2 separate regions of the Mus musculus genome follow, and region 1 is linked to region 2. A link is a loop called in an ENCODE intact Hi-C map of the cell type or tissue named here. Cell type or tissue: gastrocnemius. All regions are shown on one strand. Region 1 holds the start of Gart (phosphoribosylglycinamide formyltransferase). Region 2 holds the start of Gm46543 (a long non-coding RNA gene).

Evidence for each region. Peaks named below come from ENCODE experiments on the same cell type or tissue, not always from the same donor. Only the 100,000 strongest peaks of a DNase experiment are listed, where the experiment ranks them.
Region 1: a loop joins it to region 2, with 2.9 times the contacts of the local background. A loop is called at or near these places in 1 of 42 quality-filtered maps.

Annotation. Positions count from the first base shown.
Region 1 is chr16:91,645,109-91,647,608 of GRCm38, reverse strand. Gart (phosphoribosylglycinamide formyltransferase) reads left to right here and starts at 637. Exons shown (of 22, transcript NM_010256.2): 1 at 637-725. In gastrocnemius, no CTCF peak of the experiment used is centred here; DNase peaks (open chromatin) are centred at 590 and 1,219; H3K4me3 peaks cover 1,719 bases; H3K27ac peaks cover 1,627 bases.
Region 2 is chr16:91,723,172-91,725,671 of GRCm38, reverse strand. The region is part of intron 1 of Cryzl1 (crystallin, zeta (quinone reductase)-like 1); the gene reads left to right. It overlaps Gm46543 (a long non-coding RNA gene), which reads right to left and starts at 1,368. Exons shown (of 3, transcript XR_001781880.2): 1 at 1,094-1,368; 2 at 909-999. In gastrocnemius, a CTCF peak has its summit at 1,225 (motif pointing left); a DNase peak (open chromatin) is centred at 1,226.

The sequences.
Region 1 (2,500 bases), 78 kb after region 2:
AGCTTCGGCTGTTGATCCCCTCAGCCTGCGGGGACTCCTAAGAGGCTTTCTATAGGGAGTAAATGCCTGAGATTAGAGGCCATGGAAAAAAAAAAAAGCTGGGGGACGAGAAAAGCCTCGGCTTGTCCGGCACGGAGCTCGAACGCGTTTGTTGCAAGCGCCAAGTTTACTTTGGTCAGGGAGACGTGCATGAGAAAGAAATCCCCGTCCCGCGTCCCCACTATGAGTTGGAAAGGAGCCATTCCCATTCTGCCTCGATGCTTGCTATAACCGGCCTCGCGTAGTTTTTAGCAAAGGCTGGAGCGTCTGAGCGACCTGCGTTCTAAACGCAGTGCGCTTGAGCTGCTCCGGAGTCCAGCCCTGGCCGCTCCGCCCTGGCGCTTGGTGAGCAGCCACAGTCAGGCAGCCTCGGCTCTGCCCCCAGTGTAGGAGGCTCTGGGGTAAACGCAGGGACCTTAAGTGACAGCCCCTGACGAGCATCATCAGCTCTAATCGTGGTGCCAGGGATTCTGAGCCCGGCTAGGCAGCGGGCTCCGACCGCACCCTAAGGCGGGAGGAACCCCCACGGGTCGCCTCGCGGGCGGGGACCTAGGCGGGCTGCGGCCAATGAGCAGCCGAGTCCATCGGAGGCGGGGCAGAGGCCGGGGCGCGCTGGATTCCCCGGGCCAACTTCCGGCGGGTGCGAGTGGCGGGTGCGAGCCGGAGCTGCGTGGCGGGGCTTGCAGGTGCGTGAATGCCTTAGTTCTTAAGATGATGCGTGGACTGCCTAAACGCTTTGACCCATGGGTTTAACCTCAGCGACCGGTGCTACTCTTGAAACGAAACTGGCGTGACTGGCGAAAAGCCCACGTGCTTTGCACGGCCTTGATGGAGGTCGGCCAGGTAGTTCTTTCCCAGCTTTCTAATTCTGAGGCCGGGTCCAGGTTTCTGTGCATCTCTGCCTTGTAAAGACAGACCCTGTACACCGATGGTTTTTTTATCCGCTCTAGTTTTATCACAGTAACTAACCATTTACCTGGACCACTTTCGTATTTGGTTTCTACTTTTTCAAAACAAATATTTGGAAGTGGTTTTAACCGATTCTTTTATTCTCTCCTTACCCTATTCTCTTGTTCTCGCTATAAATTGCCTGTTAGTTAACTGACACCCAAGAAGTTACAAAAGACTCTCCGAGTCTCCCGGCTAGTAAGGCCTTGACACCGGAGCCCAGGCACCCAGCCGCTGCTGGTGAAGAGACCAGTCCTGCTATTTCACAGATCCTGACTAGTAAAATGAAAATTGTCTTCTTGCACTGCTTTCTTATTCAAGTTAGATTTTTTAAAAAGTTTAATGGCTTCAGCTATTTCTCTAAGAAAATGACACAGAATTGAACTAAAGTCTATCTTATGTGTAGGAGCGTTGTCCCTTACATGTATGTTTGTGCCCACGTGCATACAATGAACGCCCCAAAGAAGCCGGAAGAAAGCATTCAGTCTCCAGACCCAGATTAGGATGTTTGTGAGCCACCTTGTGGGTGCTGGGAGACTAAACCCCAGCCCTCTGCAAGAGAACTAAGTGTTCTTAACCTTACCAGTCTGCTTGGGTTTTCCTTAAATATGTAATCCCAAAGTAAAGGATCAATTTAGAATTTACATATTTCAGTTTTCTTCTTTCCGTAACCATCTTCTACATAAGTAAATATCTTGATAATATCTTTGCTCCCCCCCCTCCTTTTATTGGTGCTAGAATTTGAACACAAGGCTTCTATTCTAAGCAATAGGTATCAATTAGGTATATGAAGTAACAACACATAGCAAATTAGTACTTCCTATTTCTGGGTACTTTGTAGTATACAATATTTTTTTTTAAAGAATTGTTTATTTTATGTATGTGAGTACACTGTAACTGTCTGAAGACACACCAGAAGAGGGCATTGGATCCCATTACACATGGTTGTGAGCCACCATGTGGTTGCTGGGGATTGAACTCAGGACCTCATCAGTGCTCTTAACCACTGAGCCATCTTTCCAGCCCCCCCCCCCCCACACACACACACCTTTTTTTCTTAAAGAATTGTTTCAGTTAATTCTTTTTTTTTTTTTTTTTTTTTTAAAGATTTATTTATTTATTATATGTAAGTACACTGTAGCTGTCTTCAGACGCACCAGAAGAGGGCATCAGATCTCATTACGGGTGGTTGTGAGCCACCATGTGGTTGCTGGGATTTGAACTCCTGACCTTTGGAAGAGCAGTCGGGTGCTCTTACCCACTGAGCCATCTCACCAGCCCCCAGTTAATTCTTAAGAACTAAACTTTTAACAAATGCTTGTATTCAAATGAGATGTTAGTATTTAATTGTGGTTTCTAATAGATTTCCAATCTAGAGACTCCCGTAAGATCTCAAATCATAAGCCTGCAAGCTGTAGACAATAGACAAATGATTCTGCCACTTGTTTTTGTGTGGATACCAAACAAAACTGGTGGGAGGAGCCAGATGTGGTGGCACATGCTTGTAATCTCA
Region 2 (2,500 bases):
AGAATGTACTGTCTCATTTAAATGTCTGAAACCTAAAATATACAAGCAAAACGAGAGAGACAGCTCAGTGGCTAAATGCCCTGACTGCTCTTCTGAGAACTCTGGGTTCAGTTCCTAGCACCTACGTGGCAGGCTATATGTAGCTCCAGTCCTAGGGGATCCACATTTTATGTATTTTATTTTATTTTCTGGGTGTTTTGCCCTCACGTATTTAAATATTTAACATTTGTGTTGGGTGCCCTCAGATACCAAAAGAGGTCATGAGCTTCTCTTAGAACTAGAATTACAGTGGTTGTGAGCCACCATGCAGGTGCCGGGGATTGAACCTGAGTCCTCCAGGAGAGTAGTCAGTACTCTCAACCACTGAGCCACCTCTTCAGCCCTAAAGCCGTGTACACGCTGAGGTGAAAATCAACTTTATAAAAATCAACGATAATTCACATGGAGGTGGGTGGGAGAAGATATTACATTTTTCTTTTGTGATTTCTAGAACAGGTGTTTGATGGGTGCCTCCCTGCTCACTGGGCACCTGTTGAAAACATCTTGTCCAGATAAAGCAACAGTCCGACGTCTCTGAACACACACACTATCTGCTTGTGTAACTACACTTTTTCTGCCTCTCTCGCAATCTTTAGTTCGCAAGCTGCGTAAAGTGTAGGAATTATGCCACAATGTACACACTCTTCCGTGATGATATTCATAGAGCTGCAGATGGTCAGCCTGCTGAGGTCACACACCTGTCCCAGCCCTTGGGCGATGAAGGCTCAAGGTACAGGAGTTCAAGGTCATTCTTGGCTAGAAGGCAAGTTTGGAACTAGCCTGAACTACCCTCTCAAAAAATAATAATAAAAGAAATTGCCATTATTAGAAGAGACTTTAAAAGCCACCTGGTCCCCTGTCCCACTCACCTGGTGCTGGAATCCCTGTAATGGCATCCAGCCTGTTTCAGTACTTCTAAAGTCAGGCATATAGGAAGCTCTCTGCAAGTTCAAGTGCAACCTGTTAACGTAGTGAGTATCATCAGGTCATTTAGGGCTACACAGCTAGATGTTGTCTTGTAAATACTTAAATTATACAAGGGAAGCATTCTTACAGGGGCAGGAGAGGCAGCTTGGTGGTTAAGTGGACTGACTGCTCTTCTGAGAACCCTGGGCTTAGGTCTCAGCGGCTACATGGCAGGTCCCAGCCATATGTAATTCCAGTCCTAGGGGATCCAGTGCCCTCTTCTGGCCTCCGTAGGCACTGCTTACAAGTGGCACACTACCAGTCACTCACTTGTACATGAATAAGAATTGCAAGAAATCAGTCTTGCTAAATGTGGTGGTGCATGCCTTTAGTCCCGGCATTCTGGAAGCAGAGGCAGGCAGATCTTTGTGAGTTCCAGGCCAGCCAGGGCTACATAGAGAGACCCTGTCAAGTTTTATAACCACACATTATGTGCTGGACTTTCTGTGATGTGTCCATGATGACATCACTATCAGAACATCTCTGCCCGTCCTGTAAAGGAAACCCACTCACTCGTGCATCTGTTGGCTTTGCGAGCGTAGGTAAGGGCTAATGTGCAGAGGTTTGCTTACACTCATTAGTAGATGAGCTCTGTGGGGAGTCGAGGGTAGCAGGAGGTGAGCCAGTGTAGCTCTTGTTGTTACAACAAAAGTGAAGCCACCATCTGAGATCTCTTCCCTTGGCTCTGGAGAAATCCCGGCAGAGGCCTACCTTTATTAGGAACTAGGACTTACAGTTGGGTGCTTAGTGTATGCCAAGGTGTCCCTCTGTTTGCACAGCCGAATCTTTTTTGTTGTTGTTGTTGTTGTTTTGGTTTTTTGGTTTTTTTGAGGCAGGGTTTCTCTGTGTAGCCCTGGCTGTCCTGGAACTCACTCTGTAGACCAAGCTGGCCTCGAACTCAGAAATCTGCCTGCCTCTGCCTCCCAAGTGCTGGGATTAAATGTAAAAATGTCAAATCTGTGTGCTTCTCACAACACATCTTAGCCTACATACCTTTTAAATTTTTTGTTGAATTATTATTATTTTCTTTTCATGTGTCTGGGTGTTTTGCCTGAACGTAGGTCTGCGTCTTTGGAGAGCAGTAGATCTCTTACAACTGTGTCACAGACAGTTGTGAGCCTGAGTGTGGATGCTGGGCACTGAACCCAGGTCCTCTGCAAGAGCAGCCAGAGTGCTTAACCACTAAACCATCTCTCCAGCCCCGCCACCCTACCTTTCTAAACATATTTGATGTCATTGAAAAGTTTTATAAGCTGGATGTGGTAGATCAGGAGTTTCAGGCCAGCTAAGGCTCCAGTTCAAGTTTAGCCTGGGCAACACAGGGGGACTCTATTACCAAAACAAGAGCACATAGAAAGTTTTAACTGTTGTATTAGGGATGTGCTCAGTAGTGCCACACTTACATAGCATGGATGAGGCCCTGGGTTCAAGCCCCGGCACCACAAATAAATAAATTATGTAGTGTTTTTTTGATTTAGCAAAGTTTATATCGAGT